Regions from separate parts of the Mus musculus genome. Here all the other regions are linked to region 3. The links are chromatin loops, found by intact Hi-C in ENCODE. Cell type or tissue: gastrocnemius. All regions are shown on one strand. Region 1 overlaps Slc16a12 (solute carrier family 16 (monocarboxylic acid transporters), member 12). Region 2 overlaps Slc16a12 (solute carrier family 16 (monocarboxylic acid transporters), member 12). Region 3 has its middle 22 kb from the start of Gm22082.

Region 1 (8,000 bases), 88 kb before region 3:
GTGCTAGGGAGAGGAAACCAGGCAGATCCTAGGGTTCTTTGAATGTGTAATTTTAACACACACACACATACATACACACACACACATACACACACACCCTCAACAGCACAGACAATGCACATAAATTACTCAGACAACTGTCGACTTTAATTTGAATGAAAATACATTAGAACTTCTTAAAAACACGAAGCCAGTTTTAATTCGGAGCAGCAAGAAAAGCAAGAACCCTTCAATGAAAATGTAAGGGCCCCATCTGTTGATCTTGCTTCCTTCCCAAGATACTGATATCAAGGATAGTCACTGACAAATATCTGCAAAAGAAGCCATCAGCAGAGCAAACAAGCAACCCATAAAGTGGGAAAAAATCCTCACCAGCTCTCCATTAGACATGGGGCTAATGCCAAGAGTTTATAAAGAACTACAGAAATAAGTAAAAGAATGTCTGGTGTTAATCAGCAAGTGGATCCAGGAGATGGAAAGTTTACAAATGAAGAAATATAAATGGCCAATAAGTATTTTTAAAAAAATGGTTGATATCCCTAGTCATCAGGAAAGTACAAATTAAAACTGCTTTGCAATGCTACCTCATTTTAGCTAACAATCTGACAAATGTTGGCAAGGGTGTGGAGAAAGAGGAACCCTTGTCCACTGCTGGTGGGAGTGCAAACTAGTAAAATCATTGTGAGAATTAGTAGGGCATTTCCTCAAAAAGTTTAAATAGACTCAGCTACACTATACCAGAGCATACACCTCCCAACCTCCATACCATACCACAGAGTTACTTCCACAACCATGTTTATAGTGCTCTACACATAATGGGGAGGAAATGGAACAGATAAATGAACAGTGGAAATGTGGAACACATACCCTATAGAATTTTTGAATTTGAGGTGACCCAAACTCAGAAGACAAAAGCCTTATGCTTCCTCACATGCAGATCCTAGTCTTTACATATGCATTTATACACACATGTAAGTGTGTGCAGAGTCTAAAAAAACTCAAAAGGAGACCAAGAGAGGGGACAAGTAGGTACCTAGAAAGGATGAAAGGTAAGCAAAAGGACACAGGAATACAACAAGAGGTAGATGCTGGGGCCACCACACAAGAGAAGTTAGGGGTAGCAGAAAGGTGGGGGGAATGGGTTGGGGTAAGAATCACTAAAACAAATCATTCAAAATGCAGTAATGATATCTAGTATCTTGTATGCTAATTTAAACTTATTTTGTATCACTGACAATAAATTTCTTTTCTAACAGATCGTTTTCCTACTGCTTTCATGTTTTCCTTTCAGACAATACAAGTTTCAGAGCTGGATCGCTTGGTCCTTTCTCTTCTTGTCACCTCCCAGTTCAAAATGCTTGCACCTCTTAATGGCCAGGATGCTCTTGGATCTTCTGTTGGGTTCAGCACACTTAAGCCTGAGCACAAACTTCTTTGTGGTTTAGGCCATCTTTTGGGAAATTGGCTTTGTTTGCCCATCGTAGCCACTCTGCTTGCAATAATAGCACCACTACCCTTGGGTATACAGGGAATCTTTGCCCTTCTTATACTGGGTAACTTTGTGAGGCTGATACTTGCCACATGTCTTACAAAGAGTCCTTTGGGTTTTAGGAACATTGGCCATCTTTGCAGTAGAAGTGTCTGCGATGAAAAAAGAGACCCAGAGTCTGTGATGGCCACCTCAATTACCAAACAGCAGAGGGCTAATTTAAATTTTTTAATTAAAAAAACAAACACCAATATAGTAAAAGCAATAACTAAAATCTTGTGAAGTCCCCTTCTTCTGCTGCTTCTTGTCTGGAACTAAAATGTCTTATCATCTTCTCCTAACTACTTAGCCTTCAATCAGAATGAGTTGTGAGTTAACGTACATAGCCTCATTATCAAAATGGTTGAGTTATCCATCACCCAGGATTCTCAGTAGAACAGCATTGACTGTGGGGCTGGGCGAGATTCATCCTGTGTGGCAGGATGCTTAGAAGCATCTCCAGCATCTTCTCCAAATGTCTCCAGACATTGCCAACAAGCCTTGGAAACCAAAATGAGCCTGACTGCCGACAAGTGATCTAGTCATCAAGTTTTCCAACCCCTCTTCAGAGCCTTCAAATCCCTCCATGGGTCTCCATCGCCCTTATTGTTCATAATTGACGGCAACACCTTTCCCCTGAACTGTAGCCCAAAGCTCCTAAGTGATGCTTCTCCATTAGCACTTAGCTGTCTTCAGCGCATTCTGCAAACAGTGCCTTCCTAGAACAGATGCTGGCATTTCAAACATTTTAGCCTGACTTGCAAGTCTTTGGTGTCCATGCTCCTTTCTGCCCACTGTTTGCATACTTCACTTCAGTCACCTCTTTCTACCTCGTTCAACACAGTCCCTGTGTATTATGCACGTCCGTACATTATAGCTTTTTCTGTGATTCTCCTCTAAGTGCTCGTTTTAATCTCAGATAGTTAGCCATTCCACACCTCCAGGAAATCCTCCTTGACTGCTCCCTTATTGCTCAAGACAGGAATGGATGCTTCTCGTACTCGTCCTCTACATGTGGCATGCTCATCTGTGGTCTGGCAACTCCCTTTCCACTTGTTTGTATTGTCCACTAGACGTTGCGCTGTGACAGAGGAAGACATATATGTCTTAGTTCACACTAAATTCCAAACATCTAGTATAGTATCTGTCATGAATTGGGTGCTTATAAAAATTGTTCAACAGAAGAAGACAATGAAGGAAGGTGAAAGAGGAAGGAAGAATGAAAGAAGGATGAAGGAAGAAGGAAGGAGGGAGGGAGGGAGGGAGGGAGGGAGGGAGGGAGGGAAGAAGGAAGGAAGGAAGGAAGGAAGGGAGGGAGGGAGGGAGGGAGGGAGGGAGGGAGGGAGGGAGGGAGGGAGGGAGGGAGGGAGGGAGGGGAGCCCCTTGATAGAGAATCTGACTGGAATGTAAGGAAGTGAAAGGCTCCACTGGAGAGAGAGGAGGAAGATAGGGTGGCAGTGCCACCAGAGGGCACTGCAGAGGCAAGCTGGAGCATCCAAACAGGCTATGAAAACACAGAATGAATCACCACTATCAGTGAAAAAGGTGCAGAAGTGACAGTAAAGAGTAGTTGAGAAAATGGCAAGATATTTTGAAATTATAAACCAGTCTCTTCACCAAATCGCTCTGGGGAACATAATATTACTGTGCTGTCCCTTGTGATTTCTTAAAAATTTTGCTTTGCCTTTTTTTTAAATTAATTAAGTTATTTATTTATTTTACATCCTGATTGCAGTGTCCCCTCCATCCTCTCTTCTCAGTCCCTCTCTCTTATCTCCCATCCATCCCGCCATCCATCTCTCCTCCCCTTCTCCTCAGAGATGAGGACGCCTCCCATGGGTATCAGCCAGCTTTAACATAGCAAATTGTAGCAAAATCAGGCACATCTTCTTCTTTTATTGAAAAGAAGCCCAGTAAGGAAAAAGGGATCTGAAGGCAGGCAATGTAGTCAGACAGCCCCTGCTCCCACTTTAGGAATCCCCTATGAAGACCCAGCTGCAGAACTGTTGCATATGTGCAGAGGGCCTAGGTCAGACTGATGCATGCTCTCTGGTTGGCAGTTGAATCTCTGTGAACCCCTGAGGGCACAGGTTATTTGATTGTTTCTGAAATGAGTTGACTAGTCCTATCAGTAAAACTTTGGATCTGAAAATCATTTCTGGAAAGTTGAGAACCTTAGTCAGAGGTCAAAGTTCAATGACCACATCCACCTTTATGAGCATTTCAACACTCATGAAGTTCAGAAAGATGGTTATGTCACTCAATGGGAAGAGGACCAAGTGACAAATGAAAAATAATTAAGTGAAAAGAAATAATACGGTCATTTTTCACCTCTTTAAAAAAGGAGAGAAATGACCATAGAGCTTTCCCGTTGAGGAAGGTTTGTGTTGTAAGATTTAAAATCCAGGGATATCTGAAATAAATTGAATTGTAATAGGAGCACACATGCATCCGGATGCTTGCAATAACAAGAGTCAGGAAAGCAAAGCTCTTATTCCAGATTCATACCCACGGAAACAGTGAGTGAGGAAGCTTGCTGATCTCTCAGGGTTCCAATTTCTTCATCTAGAGAGCAAGCATTTTTATAAGCATGACTCACAAAGATCAGAATGATGCATCTCATGTTGTCTCTTCAGCCTTTGGGGTCTGATAGGACTTGTTCCCCAAAATATAGAAACAGATCACAACCAGTGTCATCACTTATAACCAAACCCCCTTTCTTAAAGATGATCTGACTCAACAGGTCAATGAGCTTTATGACCTGTTAAGCTCAAGCTCACCACTGCTCTGACACTGTCCTAGCTACGCTAAGTTGGATCAAGAACTGACTCACAGCGATGTTGTAGACGACTAGCTAAAATCTCTGTCATATCCCTTGACTAATCCTATAATGTGGTGGGGAATGACTTCACGAAAACTATCTGAAAGCATGCCAACAAGGACAAAGTAAATGCTCGGTAACGTTACAATCACTTCATTTTTATCCTGACTCAAAAGGGTTTGAAAAAATCTCCAAAACTCCAAAGAACTCCAGAAATTTATTTCTACTCAGTTTATTTGAACTCAGGAAATCTAGGCAACACAAAGTCTCAAACCTAGGATATTGTTTTGTTTGAATATTTAAATAAAATTTTTGTTTCTAAAGTAACCATTCAAGTTGTTAATATATGTAGATAATTCATGTAATTGCACTTTAAATATGATCCTTAAGTTAATAATGTATTTTGATAAAGACATCTTAAAGAAAAAAGAAATAATCAATACATAGTAATAAGTAGAAGATATAAATAAATAATAATGACTGCTTTCATTGCCTGTTGAACTTTAAAATTTAAGTTTTTTCAAAGTACAAGGCTAGAGCTGAGATAGAATGTTTAAATGACTTGAGTTATAATTATAGCATTGTTTATAAAAGCAAAAACCAGAAGACGATATAAAATCACATCAATAAAAATGTATCAAATAATTGTAGATAAAAGTATGTGATAGAATTCCTCTTTTTTTTTTTTGTATAGAATAGAGATTATTCAGAGCATGGGGAGGGCAGTTAAGAGGGTAGCAGAGACAGAGAAAGGCAGAGAGAAGGAGAGAATAGAGAAATGGGGACCGGCCATGACCACGTGGAGGAGGGAATTGGGGGTAAGGGGGCAAGAGGCAAGAGAGAGGCAAGAGCATAAGAGCACGTAGTAGAATTCTAAGCAACTATTTTCCAATAAGGTAGAACCTTAGTGGTTGATACATAACAGTCTCAAGAGAAATTATTAAGGGGGGGACAGAACAACATATCAAAAATGATCCTGCTTATGTAAGTAACAAGAATGTACACTTAGGTTAGCTCAAGGTTGAGAAGGCTTTTTGTTTTCCTCTTGAGACTGAACTTAAAAAAAATATCGGTGAGGTTAATTTTAGGCAGTGAAATTGAGTTAGTAAGTAGGGAAGAAAAATATTTTATATATTTTCAACATGTTTGAATTTTACCATCAGAATGCAAGATGTTTTGTGTTAAGGTGCTTGTCCAGTAGATGCTGGTTATCTGTTAGGCAGGTTGCCCTGGTTCGATTCTCTTGCTCTCACATCCAGTCTTCTTGGCTGCTTCTTGATGTGTGACATTTAGATTCCTGGGCTGGCTACATCATCTCACTTTCTTTTCTGCCTTTATTCTGCTTAAGTGTTCTTGTCTTGATCTCCTCTGTTGACTTCAGTCTGGTATTCTGCCTTGACTTGGAGCCATGGTCTTCTTTTCTGGTTTCTGACTGAATGTATGGCAGTTTCGGCATGGTGAAGAAGGGCAGGTACTGGTGCAGGCTGAGACATCTTCCTCCTTCATTTTTGCCAGGCCAAATTATTTCCATCCCTTAAGACTTTACTTCAAGGACTTCTCTAGAAAGCCAACCCTGAATCTCCAGGCCTGAATTTGTCTTGCTGCCGATCATATTTTAATTCCATACTGACCAAAGTTAATATAGCATTTTGATGATCTACATCATGAGCTGAAAAGGCCACCCATAAAAGGGTGACTTCTTTTATTTGACAGGGTGCTGAGTCCCTTGACTATCACCAAAGGTCACCCAACTTAATAGAACTCAAGTCAATACAGGTATTTTTATTTGTATCTCAGTCAATTGTGCATGAGTCTACCATAAGATTGCCAATCAATCTACTTCTTTAGAAGCCTCTAGTACAGAGAGAGTCATATCTTCAATGAATGGAAGATAATCATCAATGGAACAGATTTTAAATGAATTGAAATAGAAACTAAAAAGTACAACCTACAGAAGATAAAAGGTTTTTAGCCTTTAGTGGTAGCCAATGGATTCAACATCCTATCAAATAAGGGAAGATATCCATTTACTGATGGTCTTCCAAACTCCTGATACATGTCATCACACACACACACACACACACACACACACACACACACACACACACACTCATACTCTAAACACTTCTTGTAGTTCCAGAAAGTTCACTGAATGCATACAAACAGTCACTCGTGTGGACTTGTTGGTACAGGAATTGGTGTGCTATCTCCTATGGCTGAGTATCAATAGAACAGAGAAGGTAGAGTTTAGAGAGATGTATGCTCTTGGCACCATGACTTATTGTTATTGTCATGACAGCTCCTTGGATAGGAGTAGCCCACCTGTAGACAATGCTTCCCATAACCAACACATTTAAAAAGTCTGTGCCTAATACTATAGCTTCTCTTGATGATACTGAAGATAAGCCACAAGTGTGAATGGGGATCAAAGTGTAGTATATGCGTGAGAATAGGATAAGAACTTATTTAGTTATATTCTAGAGAAAGCAATAGTGAATTCCCTCTCTCTCTCTCTCTCTCTCTCTCTCTCTCTCTGTGTGTGTGTGTGTGTGTGTGTGTGTGTGTTTGTGTGTGTACTTTAAATGTCTATAGATTATGAGTGTGAGCATTGTAGTAAAAAAAAAAAAAGCAAAATTAAGTCTCTCTTCATCTCTGTCCTGGTAGCCATAGATATAAGTCTCTTAGCCCCTCCATGAAGCAGGGATTAGCAAGCCCATTTCATCTAAATCACAAAGCTCAGTTGAGTGACTGAGAGAAGTATCTTAGTATTGCAACCAGGAGCACTACGGACAACCTTGTGAGAATACAAGTTCTTCATGAAAACTGAACTACTCAGAACACTACAGCATAATCTCTCCTTATAATGCAATTAAACTACTTCCAGAGCATTCCTCTAATGGTACAGAAAGACATTTCTATTTATAAGAAGCCACACACACACAAAAATGATCTTTCAAACTCTACAGTCTCTTCAGACTCAGAATAGACACATAATCAACAAACCTTAATGGTGGCAAATATAAAACACCCTGCACTGTATCTGTTGGTAGGCAAATGATACTTTCTTTAGCTACGATGTCATCAAATAAATTATCATCACAAATACTTTCGTGTACTGTATAGAATGCATTGCCAGAGAAGAAAGACCCTGTTTCATTGGAACAAAAGTGAGGGCAGAACAGTCACATGCAAATCACAAGCATTAACTCATATAGACACGAAGAGAACTAGATGGACATTCAGTATATTGAGTACTGTGTCTCTGGAGGAAAATTAAATGAGCAAGGAAGGTTAAAGGAGTCACTGTTTTGCTTTCCTTCGACCTAAAACCCAGCTGCTGTCACCTCAGCCACCAAAGGGTAGCACAAGAATTTGGATTCTAGATTTGATGGTTCCCATATTTAACACTTAACAAGCAAAAGAGTTTTCAAGGACTTTTTTGAAGTTCTACTGTTCCCTCCTGAGAGAATATAAATTTTAAAGCTGTACAAATTTGACTTCCACTGTGATATCTTCACAAACTTGTTATAAACTTCATACTTCAGTCTTGGGGATATTTTTCTTATTCCCCTGCTGCAAGCTTGAGGATCTTTTGTACACTGTAATCTCTTGCCATAGTGTTTTTTTTTTTATATTTGTGGCTTATAAATC
Region 2 (8,000 bases), 110 kb before region 3:
GTTCCATGGACCAATTCAGTGGAGCTTTCTTCTCAATCATAATTCTCTCTTCTCAAATGACTCTAGCTTGTGTTACGTTAACCAAAAAGCTAACGAGACCAGTATGTTGTATTTATATGCAATGTGGGGTGTAAAGTAGGTTGGCTTCCACTGAGGACTCTCCCCAAAGACAATGCCAGCGTGCTTCTTATTAGCAAAAAGGACAACATCACCTAAATCTCTGTGAGGTCCATTTCTCTCTTGTTTCTGTAGGAAACGGATTTATATTTCATTCTGGGACAAAGGCATCATTATTTTGTAGTTACAACTACCAGTGTTTCTATAGATGTGATGTGCTACACACGTTCTCATTATCCACAGGAGATAGAGAGTGGCTAGAGAAGCAAGCTAGGGGTCTGAGAGTGTTCCCTAACCTTTCATGTGAGGACTCCCAGTGCTGTGATTGGTTATGGGGTCATGAATTGGACAATTCCCAGGGGATGGGGCTGGGAACAGCAACTGCTTTGGTTGTAGAGCATCCCCCCCCTCCCCCCTCCCCCCTCCCCCCTCCCCCAACACTGATTCCTATGGAAGTCTGTTCAGAAGATTCTGGATTACAGACTAAGACAGAGAACAAAGCCTCCATACTGAAACAAATGTGAAGCAACTGCACCTTGTTGCTATTTTGATATGACTCTTTTAAAATGCCTTTATGTAACAAATAATGTCTCTGCATGCAACCTCCACAGCAAGTATTGTTAATTGCGTGGAGTACTTTTAAATTTTCTTATTAATATTATTATGAATGTGTATCTTGTGTATGCGTGGTGTGTTTGTGTGTTTGTGCGGTGTGTGTGTGTGTGTGTGTGTGTGTGCTGTCACAGTGTGACAGAGCATGTGAGATAATCAGAACACAGTGTTAGGTAGTCAGTTTTCTCCTTCCAAGATTTGGACATTGGGATTCAGAGATTTACAGTAACCCCCCTTTTTCCCTGCTCCCCCCACACACACCCTTAAAGGAGGCCACCTTCTTTGGAAGTCCGAAGAGTCACTAAGTGGTTAGTAGCCAGGGTACCCCATCTTTTGGCCTTATGAAGAAGGAAGCATGCTCCATCTGATCCCCAGCCAGCATAAGACCCTCACCTAATGTAGAGACCAACATAAGACACCAAAGGGAAGCCTCAATATAGCCATTCCACGGTACACGCATGTTTCAATGCATCGTGTTGAATATAAGTACATGTAATTCATATTAGTCAGGATGGAGAAGGGGAAAGTGAACGCAGGAATCTGGAAGAGGGAGGGAAGGGAGGAAAGGAGTGACAGAAGAAAATGGAAGGCTCTAACATGTGTTTTAGTTAGGGTTACTATCGCTGTGAGGAAGCATCATGGCCAAAATAACTGCAGGGACAAGGGTTTATCTCATTTACAGTTCCATATAAGAGTTCATCACCAACACCAGCGAGGGTAGGAACTCACGGAGGGAGACCAGGAACCTGGAGGCAGGAGCTGATACAGAGGCCATGGAAGTGTGCTGCTTACTGGCTTGCCCCCTGAAGGCTTTGCTCAGCCTGTTTTTTATAGAACTCAGGACCATCAGCATAGGGATGGCCCCACCCACAATGGGAGACCCCCTCAAGTAATAATTAAGAAAAAGCAGTAATTAAGAAAATTTGTTACAGTTGAATACTAGGGAGGCATTTTTCTCAATTGAGATTCCTTCCTCTCTGATGACTCCAGCTTTTGTTAAGCTGACATCCAGCTAGGCAGCACAACATGGAGGAGACTGGATGTGGCTAGGACCATCCACCCCTTAGCATCCCACAGAGGTTTAACTGCAGCCTCTAAACGTGGGCGCTGGAGAAGTGGCTCTGGACTCCAGTCTGATTAAATAAATAGTCACTTAGTTCAAGCACGGCTCCACCTTTCCTCACACGTGTTCCCATTGGTGTAGCACACTGACTCCAGCAATCCAAATCAGCAAGAAATATAAAAACAATAACAACAAAAAAAGGCTAAAATCATTAAAACAAACAAACAAAAAAAACTAAAACCATTCACAAACCTTTTATGTATAAGCCTGCTTTACTGAGACTATCTCAGGAATGGAAAGAACCTACATATTAATATTAGATAATCCTTGTTTTACAGGAAGGTGGGGGAGGGGGAAAGAAATATTAGTAGAAAGAAGGAGAGAAAACAATGAAAAGAAGGAAATGACTTTATTTCTTTCTCCTTCTTTACTGAAAATACTCCTTTACTCACACAACAAATCCTGATTATAGGATTTAAGAACAGGCTTCTAAGAGATAACAACCAAACATGACTAAATAAAATACAATAAGATGAAGCAAAAACTATTATCAATAGTCCCAGTAATGCAAAGATTTCGCTGTAGTAGTTCTGCTAATTTGTTAATCACAGCTGATTCTTCAGCCCCGGGTAACCAAAACCACAGAATCTTCGAAATCAAAACAGCAATTGCCCTAACAAGAGTCTTTAATCATCCCTCTGAAATTTCACAAACCAGGCCTCCATCTTCTGCATGGTTTTCAACATTATCTTCCGAGCTCCTACAGGAACTCCCACAGAGCTCTTAAGAACAAATGGATCTTCTAGCCCAAAGTTCCAAAGTCCTTCCACAGTCCTCCCCAAAACATGATCAGGTTGTCACAGGAATACCCAACTATGCTGCTACCGATTTGTCTTAGTCAGGGTTTCTATTCCTGCACAAAACATCATGACCAAGAAGCAAGTTAGGGAGGAAAGGGTTTATTCGGCTTACACTTCCACTTTGCTGTTCATCACCAAGGAAGTCAGGACTGGAACTCAAGCAGGTCAGGGAGCAGGAGCTGATGCAGAGGCCATGGAGGGATGTTCTTTACTGGCTTGCTTCCCCTGGCTTGCTCAGCTTGCTCTCTTATAGAACCCAGGACTACCAGCCCAGGAATAGCACTAACTACAATGGGCTGGGCCCTCGCCCTTGATCTGGATCTCATGGAGGCATTTCCTCAAGGGAGGATCCTTTCTCTGTGATAACTCCAGTTTGTGTCAAGTTGACACACAAAACCAGCCAGTACACTCTCTCAACATATTAGATCACTTCATAACACTGTAGAGTTCACAATGTTGAAGAAAAGGGGTCAGGAATGGCGTCTTTAGCCTGATAATAGCACTGTAAGACGAAGAAGATAAATGCAGGATAGATAACAAGCAAAAGGTGGAGGACTTGACCAGCAGCCAATAAATCTCAGTGTTCCTGCTAGGCAACCTTTCTCAGTTAAGTTGGCGCGCTGCGATGCCTCACTATGTCCAGCAGGTGGCAGTGCTACATAACATCTTAATGTTAAAATGGTTTTTCTATGCCTTTGAAGCCCCTTAAAGGGAAACTTGTTTGATTCTTTTGTATAGTTAAGAGGTGAATGTTGAAGTAAGCCTTATGCTTAGTTCTGGTCTCTAGACTGTCTACTTCAAGAGGTAGATAATGTACAGGGCCTGAAAATCATATAGGAAGACCAAGGCCATATAGTGGAATTGGGTTTCTGTCCATTTAACATGATGCTGTATATCAGCTTGCTGTATATTGCCTTTATTGTTTGGCTATGTGTCTAATAACCTTTATTTCTCCAAGACTTTTATCACCAAGGGGTGTTGGATTTTTTCGAAGGCTTTTTGCAACATCTAATTAGGTGATTATGTGTTTTGTTTCTTTCAGTTTATTCATACAGTGGATTGCATTGATGGATTTTCATGTTGAACCATCCCTCCATCACTAGGATGAATCCTACTTGATCATGATGGACGATCTTTTTAGTGTGTTCTTGGATTCAGTTTGGGAGTATTTTACTGAGTATTTTTGCATTCATGTTCTTGAGGGAAATTGGTCTGAAACTTTTTTTTTCTTTCTTTCTTGAGTCTTTGGTATTAAAGTGATTATGGCCTAATAAAATGCATTTGGCAATGTTCCTTCTATTTCTATTTTTTTTGGAATAATTTGAGGAGTATTTGTATTATCTCTTCTTTGAAAATCTGGTAGAATTCTGTGACAAAACCATCTGGCCCTTCGCCTTTTTTGGTTGAGACTTTTAATGTCTGCTTCTATTTTCTTAGGGATTGTAGGCCTATTGGGCTGTTTATCTGATCATGATCTATCAAGAAAATTATCTATTTCTTTTAGATTTTACAATTTGTGAAGTACAGGTTTTTGAAGTATGACCTAATGACTCTTTGGATTTCCTCGGTGTCTTTTTAGTTCTGACTTTGTTAATTTGAATATTCTTTCTTTGCCTTTTAGCTTGGTTAAGGGTTTGTTCTATTTGTTGATTTTTTTTCAAAGAACCAACTTTTTGTTTCCTTGATTTTTTTTGTATTGTTTTCTTTGCTTCTATCTTATCAATTTCAGCCCTGAGTTTCATTATTTCCTGCCATCAACTCCTCTTGAATGTGTTTGCTTCTTTTTGTTCTAGAGCTTTCAGACATGTTGTTAAGTCACTAATATAGGATCTTAGTAATTTCTTTATGAAGGCACTTAGTGCTATGAACTTTGCTCTTAGCACTACTTGCATTATGTCCCATAAGTTTCGGTAAGTTGTGCATGCATTTTCATTAAATTCTAGAAACTCTTTAACTCCTTTCTTAATTTCTTCCTTGACCCAGTGGTCACTGATTGGAGATTTGTTCAGTTTCCATGAGTATGTAGGTTTTCTGTTGTTCTGCTTGGTATTGAGGTACAACTTTAATCCATAGAGGTCTGATAAAATACATGGGGTTATGTCAATTTTCTTGTATCTGTTGAAAGTTGCTTTGTGACAGAGTATATGGTCAATTTTGGAGACGTTTCCATGGTCACTGAGAAGAAGCTATACTCAATTGTTTGGGAGTGAAAATGTTATGTAGATATTCGTTAGGCCCATTGAGTCACAATGTCTATAAGTTCTAATATTTCTCAGTTTAGTTTCTGTCTGGACCTGATGACCTGCTCATTGGTGACAGTGGGGTGTTGAAGCCTTCCACTGTCAATGTGTGGTATTTGATTTGTGACTTCAGCTTTCCTATTGTTTCTTTTACAAATGTGGATGTCCTTGCATTCAGGGTAAGGATAATTCAGAATTGAGAGTTCATCTTGATGGATTTTTTTTTCCTTTAATGAGTATGAACTGTCCTTCCTCATCTCTTTTGATTAATTTTGGTTTAAAGTCTATTTTATTAGATATTACAATGACTATACCAACTTAATTTTGGGTCCATTTTCTTGGAAACATCTTTTTCCAGCCCTGTGCTCTGAGCTAATTCCTATCTGGATAGTCCCACTCCCCAACCTGTCCAAATTCCTTGTCTGAAGAAAATAAAACAATTGTTCCAAATACATGTCTATAAATCCATTTTATTTTGCCTTTGAACTAGGAAAATATTAGCCTACACATCTGATTCATTCATAAAATTCTAATTTAAGCAAAAGAAAGAATGGCACATTGAAACGTTAGATATTGTCGTTTTCCTACTTAGTTACAAAGGAGAACTTACAGTTGGGTGAAAAAATATTTAAGGCATAGAATCATTCCTCTACAGGTTTATTCTCCATTCCACAAAATATCCCATTCCCTTAGCTTTGGAACCAACTGTTTAAATACACGGAGATATTGTTTTAGTAACATGTTGTACAGATGACCAAACTGTAAACTCTAAGATCTACAGTGTTTCTTACTGGTTCTTCAAAAATGTTGTCCCAAGATAGTTAGAAGGCAAATTTATTGCATGTATAAAGTCAAAAGATCTAAAATGTTTTTATATAAATTTTAAAACCCTTGATCACTATCCTATTTTTTTCATAAGCACAATAGAGAAATTATATTATAGAATCCCACAAAATTTATAATCAATGCTTTAAAACATACAAATAAGAGTAATTATATTTTTAAAAAATCATTTTTATGATTAAAAAAATGTCTCTTAAGGTAAAGTGCTATTCCAAAACAAGTATTTTATTTTAACTTTGAGTTTTTTAAAGTTGTACCCAAAGTATTTTTAAAATTGCAAATCACTAAGTGAATGGATTCAAAACTAAAGTCCCAGGCTGAGTAAAGACAGAACATTCAAATTTTTCTGTGAAAAGCTACAATGGACTAGTATCAATTTCTCCATCGGATCAAGCCAGAGTCTCGTTATGAAAGCAATATAGTAACCTAAAGATATTCAGTTCAACGAGGATTCAGCCACTTCAGCCATTCCTCAAAACTTGGTCATTTCTCCCAGCACTGTGTCTGGCTAAAGCCACGCTGGGACCTCTTGGTGACAGTAGGTTACATGGCCTTTGAGATCAAAATGTTCCTTGTGACTTGTATTTAACCTCTTGAACAACTAAAAAAAAGTCCTTTAATTATGTAACTTGTCCTTCTTTGCAGATGGAACATGACTGGGGATTCAGGAATCTTCATTGTGTGGATTTGAAAACAGCTGGAGATAAGATGGGGGACCCACTCTTCTTTTTTTTTCTTCTCCTTGTCCTCTCCTCTGATCTAAAAATTCAGAAAGGATTCCAAGTACCAAGAAAGTCTGGCTTTCAAGAAGGAGCAGATGCTTCCAAGCCAATGAGTCAGATTTATAACTATCATCTAGCAAGAGACACAGTGATCTCCGAAGGCCATGTTTAGAACATCTGTATGATAAGAAAACCCCCAAGCCCTCTTTTGGATAATGCTGAATCTAACGACTGCTTTGTAAGGAAGACTCCCACCAGATACCTGCTGACTCAAGAATTCAATTACTGCTCAATGGGAATACTGTCAACATTTTTCTGTTCCTAAAAGGAATGTGTCTACAGTTCAAACTAGAACTTTTTTTTTCTGAAGAAAAAAAAAAAAAGATGAGGATTTCTGGTGTGTTACAATCCCTTCAGAAAAGATGGAGCAGTTATTCCACCATTGAATGAGTTATGTTACATTTAGAGTCAGTATGCGGTAGTGACCGAGGTGCATGTTGGGGGCACAGTCTGAAGAAAAGAGCTTCCTGTTTCAACAAGACAGTTTCAAATCAAATATTATCACCAGCCACCCTCTAAAGTCCATTCCAGCCATGGTGTTTGATGATTCTTGGGTCTCTCAAAGTGATGCCCATTGGAAGAGGCAGGGAACTGATGAGAGAACATCTGTTGTACACTAATCATTATCATTCAAAGAGTCTCAAGAACTTCTTTGCCACTCTAAAAATTGAGGCACTCTGCCCTCAAGCCACCTCTGCATCTCCACTGCCAGCATACTCACTGCTTCCATTCAGAATGAGGTGGTGGGGGTCAATTTTGTTATGACAAAACCCATTCTCAATGGCCTCTGCCTTGGAGTTGCCTTGAAATACAGCTAATCCCATAAACTATGCCCTGACTTTCCCCTGGAGCTAAGTAAGTACAAATCCCAAATGAGAAAACTCCAGGCTACTCCAGATTTCTTCGTTGCTCGTTATTTTCCCCCATATAAATATGTTAGCAAAACAGTATTAATAATTTACTTGGGAGGTGATACTCTGTCAAAATAAAATATTTCCAGACCATGAACAACCTGGTGGCCTGGGGTCCACCAGCCTTGAAGATTCCCAGGGATGTCACGTGAGGTTGCAACCAGACCTGGCTTTAGGCAGGGGTTCCTCATCTTTCTGATCTAACTCCCTTGCTACAGAGTAGGCCACTGATCCATTGGTCCACAGTTGTAGCTTGGGATCTGAGTCTTTGACCGGGAAAGGCACTTGTGTTCTCTTCATCCTCTTGACAATTCTAACGAAGCCAAGCAGGATGGAACTAAATATCATGGCAAATCCACAGAGAAGGAAGGCTGCAGTGTAGCTGCCCGTCGTGTCCACCAGCCATCCTACAGCAAAAGCAAAACCACGGTGCTGAGCTAAAAATTCAATTACCGGATTAGCCACTCTCAAACTTAATCATTTGCCAGGAGAATCTCCCTAGACTACAGCACACCATCAATGATTTGAACAAAAAGCAGATGGCCTAAAGATGTCTTGCAGGAACCGAGAAA
Region 3 (8,000 bases):
AGGAAAAGTAGACAAACAATGACAATTTGTATAACGTCACTTGAAGAAAATGATATCTCCTATGAGTTTATGTATGTACTTCTTTAAAGTTCTTCAAGTGTCAAATTCTGAATCAACACTAAGTGTACAGAGAGGCTATGAACTGTGATCATCAAACAAGACAAATGTTTCTATATCCAAACCTATTTTCAGGGTTGACAAGGCAGTCAGAGATGGTGACTTGAGTTCACCCTCTGGACCCATAAAAATATGGAAGTAAATGGAAGGAGAAAACCAACTTCTTTCATCAAGTCATCCTATGGACTCCATACATGGACCACGGCATACAAACACATGCACCTGCATGCATACACACAATAATTTACTACTACTACTACTACTACTACTACTACTAATAATAATAATAATAATAATAATAATATATTAGTAACAAGTGCTTTTTAAATTTACTTGCAGAGTCAGCAAGATTACTCAGTGGGTTCAGGAACTTGCTGTCAAGTCTGATGAGCTGAATTTAAAATCCAGAACTCATACAGTAGAATGGGAGAGCTGATTCCCATTAGTTGTAATGTGACCTCCACATGTATGCCATATGTAGACAGACAGACAGAGAAAAGGACAGACAGACAGACAGACACACACACACACACACACACACACACACACACAGGTAAATGGATGATAAAAGTAAAGAATTCACAGTCAAGGCCAAGGAAAATTACTATAATCACAAAAATCTACAGAATGAATTTTAGCTATTTTTACCAGTCACACAGCCCGATCTTCTCTCATGCCCCTTCCTCTCCACCTAAATCCTCCTTCCCAACAAGTTTCCTCTGGCCAGCACACCTTATCTTATGTGTGTGTGACCCACTGAGGCTGAATATAGTGGCAGAAGCATGAGGTGTTTACTTGAGAACAGGAACTTCCAGTAGCTGCTCCAAGAAAGGAACCGACTCCCTCTCCTCCAACAATCACTATCCACCATAGTCCCTTAAGGAGGAGCAAGACTGGGTAAGCTCCTCCCATTTCCATGAAATGTTGGCATGCCCAACCTGCGCAGGTCTTATGCAGGTAACCACAGCTGCAGTGAGTTCGTGAGGCCAACCTCCATGCCACGTTTGCCGTGTGCCCTTCTTCCTGCCTCTCTTCCATGATATCCCCCCTAGCCTTCAATGGGTGAGAGAGGTGTCCCATTTAGGGGACAGCACGCCACTATTCCCTGTTCTTGGCACTTCAGTTGAGTCTTTGCATTGATTGTTGGCTGATACAACAAGGAGCTGCTCTGGAGAAGATTGACAGTGACACTCATCTATGGATATGCGCATGAGTATTTAGAAGATAGCTTGGCAAAATGACAGTAGTAGCCCTCCCACTCCACTCCTATCAGGACCTGTGGCTTTTGACCATGTTTTTCATACCAGGCATGAATTCTCTCCAGTGAACTGGGCATCTAATCCAACATGAAAGAAGTTGGTTGTCTCCATAAGATGTAAACCACTATTGCAACAGTGGACACATCTTTGCCTGGCATGATGGTGGTATAGGAAGCAGTGTTCACAGCTTGAATGAGACTGTTGATGGCTGTTCTCTTCCAGCAAGCTGCCTAACACCTTCCAGCACTATGGGAACTATCCAATTGGAGAAACTTGTAGCTTTATTCCGGATAGATTTCTCCATGTCTTGTAACTTAAGTGTATGATGTCTTCAACAACAATAGGGCCTTACTACCAAGTTCTTGTTGGCAACCAAGAGCAATGACAGTGACCTCTATTTGGGGGCCTCCTGACTCACAGGGAGCTACCCTTCATTTGACTCTGTGGTTTCTGTTTATAACCTATGGCTTCTATATTTATAACAGGCAGGATGTCTCCATTCAGACTGTTTTTAAATTATGCTTTTAATAAACTTATAAAATAATGGGTTTCTATATGACTTTTTCACAATGTTTAAGGTTGGTTATCTGTCCTCCATACTCTCCTCCCTCCTTCTCTCCCTCCACAAAATGTTTGCACCCCTGAGATGTCCCTTTCCACATTCATGTCATCTACAAACTGCCCTCTCCAGTGATGGTCTGAGGAAGATGCTCAAAATGTCATTTTTGTTTCAGGTCATAAAATGTAGGGTACGTCTACATATCATATCATTTGTGATATGACTTAATTATGCTGAGTACACTAAGCTAATATACTAATATCAACACGAGTGTGAGTTATTAAATCCCTGGGGAGCAGGGCTTCCCACATCACAGTGTCTTTAGATGCTCATAAAATCCCAGAAAGAAGCTGTTGCCTATGTTCAGCCCTTTGTAGAGACTTAAGAAAGCCTAGTGAGGGATGGAAGAGATGGCACAGTGGTAAGAGCACTTACTGCTCTTACATGAGACCTTAGTTCAGTTCCCAGTACATTTATAGTTCATAACTGTCTGCAACCCAAGTTATAACGTGTCTCCTGGCACCTGTGGGCACCAGGCATGCACACAGTTCATATGGATAGGCAAATATCCATATACATAAAATAAGAATAATACATATTTTTAAGAAAAATAAAAGAAAGAGAGCCCAGTGAGGTTACATTGCCTAAAGTCCTTCTGTCGATGGACAGAGCCAGGTTCTCCAGGCCAAGTCTTATATAGATTTCACTATGGCATGCATTACAAAATACCTAATATACTGTTTATTCCAGGCTTGATAGAAGTTATTCATTGACAGGTTTCCAAAAAAAAATCATAATGCAATAATTCTTTCAATGTGAATGAGAGAAATATTTGAAGTATATCCCTCAAAAGTATTCGCTTTTATAGAAGACACTGTTGCCTTTAGCCCACATTTATAATAACTATATCCACAACGTGTGCTGTGTGCTAGCGTGTCAATGTACCCAGTGACTAATCTTTTAGGTAGGCCTCAATCAGTTTTGCAGTGAAAGCAGTTCTTGAGTCAACAAAACTTTACTTTTGTTTGTGGTGGTTTCACTAAATAGCCTGAGGGAAAACAGAGAATTCCTAGGAAAGTGATGCCATCTAGTGGTGCAACTAGGCAGAGGGCCACATCCCTGCAACATAAAATGCAACTATTCAGCCTTTTAAGGGAGTGAAATACTAGATTCTAGTGAGATATAAACTGTTGCCTTCTCGAAGCACCATAAAGCCACACCTTCGTGCCTTCCCTGTCGTGATGAACTGTATCCCTTAAATCATAAGTCAACATAAATGTCTCCTCCTTTGAAAAGTGAGAAAAAAATAACAGGGAGGTACAAAATACCAAGCAGTGCTTTAAATGTGCAAGAACCTTGAAAACACTGTACTAATGGGAAAAGCTAAATATAAAAGTTATATGGGACATGATTTCACTTAGGAGTGATGTCTGGAATGGGTAAATGCATGGAAACAGATGCGGGTTTGGCAGGGGCTGAGAGTGGAGACTCTCAGGAGTATGATTCTTTTTTCTGATGAAAATGTCCTAAAACTAGATCCTCTACAATGTCCTAGCTACTGTTCAATGTTGTATTCTAGGTGTTAGAAAAACATGAAGGTGTAAAAGCGAGTTTTTGTGCTTAAAAGTTAAGCTTCAGTGGCAAAGATAACAACAGTAGAAGACAGGATGGGATCCTGGCAGTGGGATACAAAGAATAACTTCTCTGGACAACTGGGGCAGGGAATTGGCACTTCTCAGTAGTATCCAGGCAAAGCGTTGTGCAGAAAAACTTCTGGAGAATGAATCATAAGGGAACCAACACTCTGCAGAACCTTAACTTGTTTCAGAAACCCCATATGTCCTTCAGTTCACTCCTTCCTGCCTGTTGGTGCAGTTGGGGAAGCATTGTAGAAGGCTCTCACCTCACTGCCATCATGTTTAAGCCAAGGTCTTAGAAACTGGAAGTCCCAAGGAGTTGGAAAGCTGCCAAAGCTCTTCTTTGGAGTTCTGAGCTTCAAGGGGATTGATGAATCTCATGAGCCATTTTAAGCAATGGTGAACCCTCAACAACTGTGTGGTAGTCAGAGATTCCAAACATCAAGTGATGCAGGGGCTTTGGGTTTGTTATGTACGCCATTGTGGAGGAAGTGGATGCATTTTTGAATTTAAGAGTCACACAAGGTCAGTGGAAGAATAGAGGAATCAAAGAGAGCTACACCAAGAGAAGATTCTCAAAGGCCAAATGTTGCCCTATGCCTGAAAAGATCTTAGTTAGAGGTATTAGAGAAGACACCCAAGAACATCACAGAATGGAGAAACTGAAGTGATTAAAATCATGACTGACAAAGTGGAAAAAAGAATGACTTTTTTTTTGTTCCCTTTGATGACCATAACTCCGTGGGTAAGATTGTCATTCAGAAACACCATACTGTGTTGGCCACAACTATGAATCATACAAAAGCGTCGTGGAAGCAAGAGTTGTCTAGTGTTTCATCCAGCCAAAGAATCCAGATGTTTCCAGAAACTTTGGTGGTGGTCCTGGAGATGGTTTGGGTGGTAATAGCTATTAGTGTTGAGGGAACCTCAGCGTTCATGATGGCTTTGGTGGCAGCCAGGTGGTTGTGTATGTGACAGCAGTGAGGATGGCTAGAATGGATGTGACAGTGATGGTGGTTATAGAGGAGGTGACCTTGGTTACTTGAGAGGAAGCAGAGGCTGTGAAAGTGGTGAGCAAGGTTATGAAAACCAGGATAGTGGCTATGAGAAGAATGGCAGCCATGACAGTAATGGAGGAGGTGGAGAACTTTGACTGAGGTGGTGGAGATGGTGGAAGCTCCAATGATTTTTGGCAATAACAACACTCAGTCTTCAATTTTTGGACCAATGAACAAGGTGGAGGTGGATTGTTAGGGGCAGAAACTCCAGTCCTGATGGTGGGGAAGGACGGTGCTTTGTTAAACCACAAAACCAAGACAGATGTCGTAGTTCCAGCAGCATCAGTAGCTATGGAAATGGCATGAGTTCTAATCATTGCCCGGAACCAAAGCTCAGCAAGAGACAGGGAAGCCACAGGTTACAGATGGTGAACTCAGCCAAGCACAGGTGGCAGGGCCTAGCTTACAAAGAAGACATGTTTTAGACAACATTCATGTAATTGGGGGAAAATCCTGCAGGAATGTATTTGTGACTAATTATACAGCAAGTTATTTTTGCCCCTGTTCTGGTCAAAGGTATAAAGCTTTCTCACAAAGGGTTTTAATGTAGAACTGTTTTCCACCCATGATGTTAATTGCTAAACATATAATCTTATTGTGATGCCAAATACAGGTGTCTTTAAAAAATAAAAAGAGGTTTAAAAGCCCCACAGAGTAGTAATGTGCACCTATGTTGGTCTTTCAGCAGAGATATCCAAGTACCAATAGTCTGCTCCTACCTTGAAGACACATGGCAAATATCTCAAAGAAAATTTCTTGGTACTTGCTCCAATTAACAATGAGAAATAATTTGTGGAGTTCTTCCATACAGTCATCCAAAGAGTATGGGCTGAAAAGAGGGAAAGCAAAGGCAAAGGTTGCAGTAGAGAAAACAGACAATGATTTTGTCCACCAGGGTATCAGAGGCAATATTATTGCTGTGAATCAGGTTGGGAGTTTATACCTTGACACAGTATGGGAAAGATGATGTTCTGTCTCTGGGATTTCCCTCCCCCAGTCCCATAATCCCAGCCTACTCAGGAAGCAACAGTCAATCCCAGTTGAGAGACAGGCTACAAAACACTTAGCAAATATTTCCCTAGATTTTCTCAGTCTTTGAAAACAGGGAACCTCTGAACCTGTCACAGCCCAGCTTCATCTAAGAAACAATGACTAACCACAACATGGCAGGACCCTGAAATGTAAAAAGAAGAGTGTGTAAAAAGGTGTAAATCTGAATAAAGTATGGACCTTATGCAGAATGTATTGATAATGGCTTGATAATTGTGACAAACATGCTAGCCTACCAGAAGATAGTAATGGAGGAAACCTATGTCAGGCATGCGGGATCTTCACCATCTTCACCCTTTATCTAAATTGAAGACTGTTATAAAAATAAATATATTTAATGTATACTAACATAAAGCATAGTTATTTCACCTCATATCTAAGTCTAAGAACATTAAAATAAAAAACGCAAAAAAAAAACCCGCATCTTTTCACATCAACTATCCTCAGTATAGTGACATCATCTTTAAACCCTGTGTGGCAGTCCCTGACACACTTCCATGATACTCCTGAAAGAGAGGGTGACCTGGAAGTCCAAATACTTACTAAAAGTCACACAACATCAGAGCGATTAGCCAAAATGCACTTGTGGGGTAGACTATGTAGTGTCCTAGCAGATGCCACAGACCTGCGTGCCCCATAGTAGGATAGTTATGGTGCCAGTAAGCAGGACTGCCAGGATGCCCAGGGCCATCCATCACACCTCAAACACGGTGTTTTGTCTGCAGGTTGGTTGCCTGACTGCTGCCTGCCTGGGTGGAACATTCTATCCTAGCAGATGCCAGTGTGTACCGGCTTTGACTGTAGAAACTCGGAGCATCTTCCCACTTGCTGAAAAGGTCAAATCCTTCTCTATTGATCCATCCCTGTAGCAGTCATCTTTGAGTCTGCTGCCAACACAGCTGCTCCTGTGCCCTCAGCCAAAACTAGAGTCAAGGACTCATCTGAGGATTCGGATGAGGATATGGGATTCATTCTCTGATTAATCTTCCACAATCAACCACTCAGCCAGCTTTATTTGGGAAACAGAGAAACAAAGGTCTACTTCTCTTTCAAAAAGTAGATGATGGGTGCTGGAGAGGTGGCTCAGTGGCTAAGGATCCAAGATCCCCTGGAGACCCAGTGTCCACTTCTAGACTCCTAAAGCACTTGTGTTCACATGCATAGACATACACACAAGCACATGCATAGACTCATAATTTTTAAAATAATAATAAATCTTAAAAACAAATGAAATAAAAATATTTGTCTACCCAAAATTGATCTTACTTCTTACGACTCTTTTTCAGTATTAGAAATTGAACCCAGGACTTGCACATGCTAAGCCAAACACTACCACTTAGCTAGATCACCATGACTCATTTTATCTTTTGTCTTGAGACAGGGTCTTGAAGTGGAAATTTCCGATTCCTTTGGAGACTCAGATGTGTCATATGATGTTTTTCTGGAAACTGACCTTTGAGAGGATGTTTTGCTGAAGCAGACACACAGGAAAATGTTTTCCTGAGAACAAAAACCAAAAACATGGTGTTTTTCTGGAAGCTGCCTGGAAAAAAAGGCATGGGATGTTTTACTACAGTGGATACACACATACACACACACATATAAACAGACAGTGGACAGCACTATGCCATTGGGTCACCTTGCCTTCTTCACTGATCATTTGTTGTGACTTTGTAGAGAGAAATGCACCAAAGAACTTCTTGTGATATTCCAGTGGCTTTGTTCTGCAGACTGAAGCTCATTGGCAGAGCCTCGCTGTTTCTTCTGGATTGAACTGCTGTTGCTGATTCGTGACAACAAAGATTGGAGTCGCTGCAAAGAACTATTTGGAAACAGTTCCACATTCACCTTTGCCCTATTAACTTTTCCTGTCCACTACCTCTGGTAGGTGGAGGGATAGAAGGGAGCTTTAAATGTTTAACAACTCTTATTAATGTAGATTTTGAAAAATTTAACCCTACAGGGTCTTATCACAGTGCCCAAGCTGGCCTTGATCTCACTGTGTAGCGTAGGCCTGTCTTGAACTTGCAGTCTTCCTGCCTAGACTTCAAGAACAATAGGATCCCAGGATAGCAACAAGTGCAGCTTAAATTCTCAATATTTGCAGCCATCTTCCTTTCATCTTCTAAGCCTTTTTCTTCCTTTCATAGCCTTCTCTTTCATGTCTTGATTACAATTCCACACTTTACTTACATTTCTAATGGATGTGGGTATTTGCAATCAATTTATGGTGTGAAAATCTTGTATTTCCATAAATACTTGTAAACTTAAGTACACAGGGGGAGAAAAAAAAGAAAAAGGAAAAGGAAAAGGAAAAGGA

Evidence for each region. Peaks named below come from ENCODE experiments on the same cell type or tissue, not always from the same donor. Only the 100,000 strongest peaks of a DNase experiment are listed, where the experiment ranks them.
Region 1: a loop joins it to region 3, with 3 times the contacts of the local background. A loop is called at or near these places in 18 of 42 quality-filtered maps.
Region 2: it touches region 3 in a loop (9-fold over the local background); 31 of 42 quality-filtered maps call a loop at or near these places.

The regions. Positions count from the first base shown.
Region 1 is chr19:34,682,058-34,690,057 of GRCm38, forward strand. All of the region lies in intron 2 of Slc16a12 (solute carrier family 16 (monocarboxylic acid transporters), member 12), which reads right to left. It also overlaps the pseudogene Gm46654. Among named protein-coding and RNA genes, the nearest start is that of Ifit1, 45 kb to the left of the region's middle. In gastrocnemius, a CTCF peak has its summit at 3,012 (motif pointing right); a DNase peak (open chromatin) is centred at 2,995.
Region 2 is chr19:34,663,059-34,671,058 of GRCm38, forward strand. It overlaps Slc16a12 (solute carrier family 16 (monocarboxylic acid transporters), member 12), which reads right to left. Exons shown (of 7, transcript NM_172838.4): 7 at 5,343-7,835. The coding sequence ends at 7,573. Among named protein-coding and RNA genes, the nearest start is that of Ifit1, 26 kb to the left of the region's middle. In gastrocnemius, a CTCF peak has its summit at 3,294 (motif pointing right); a DNase peak (open chromatin) is centred at 3,276.
Region 3 is chr19:34,769,999-34,777,998 of GRCm38, forward strand. No RefSeq gene overlaps it. Among named protein-coding and RNA genes, the nearest start is that of Gm22082, 22 kb to the right of the region's middle. In gastrocnemius, no CTCF peak of the experiment used is centred here; a DNase peak (open chromatin) is centred at 3,026.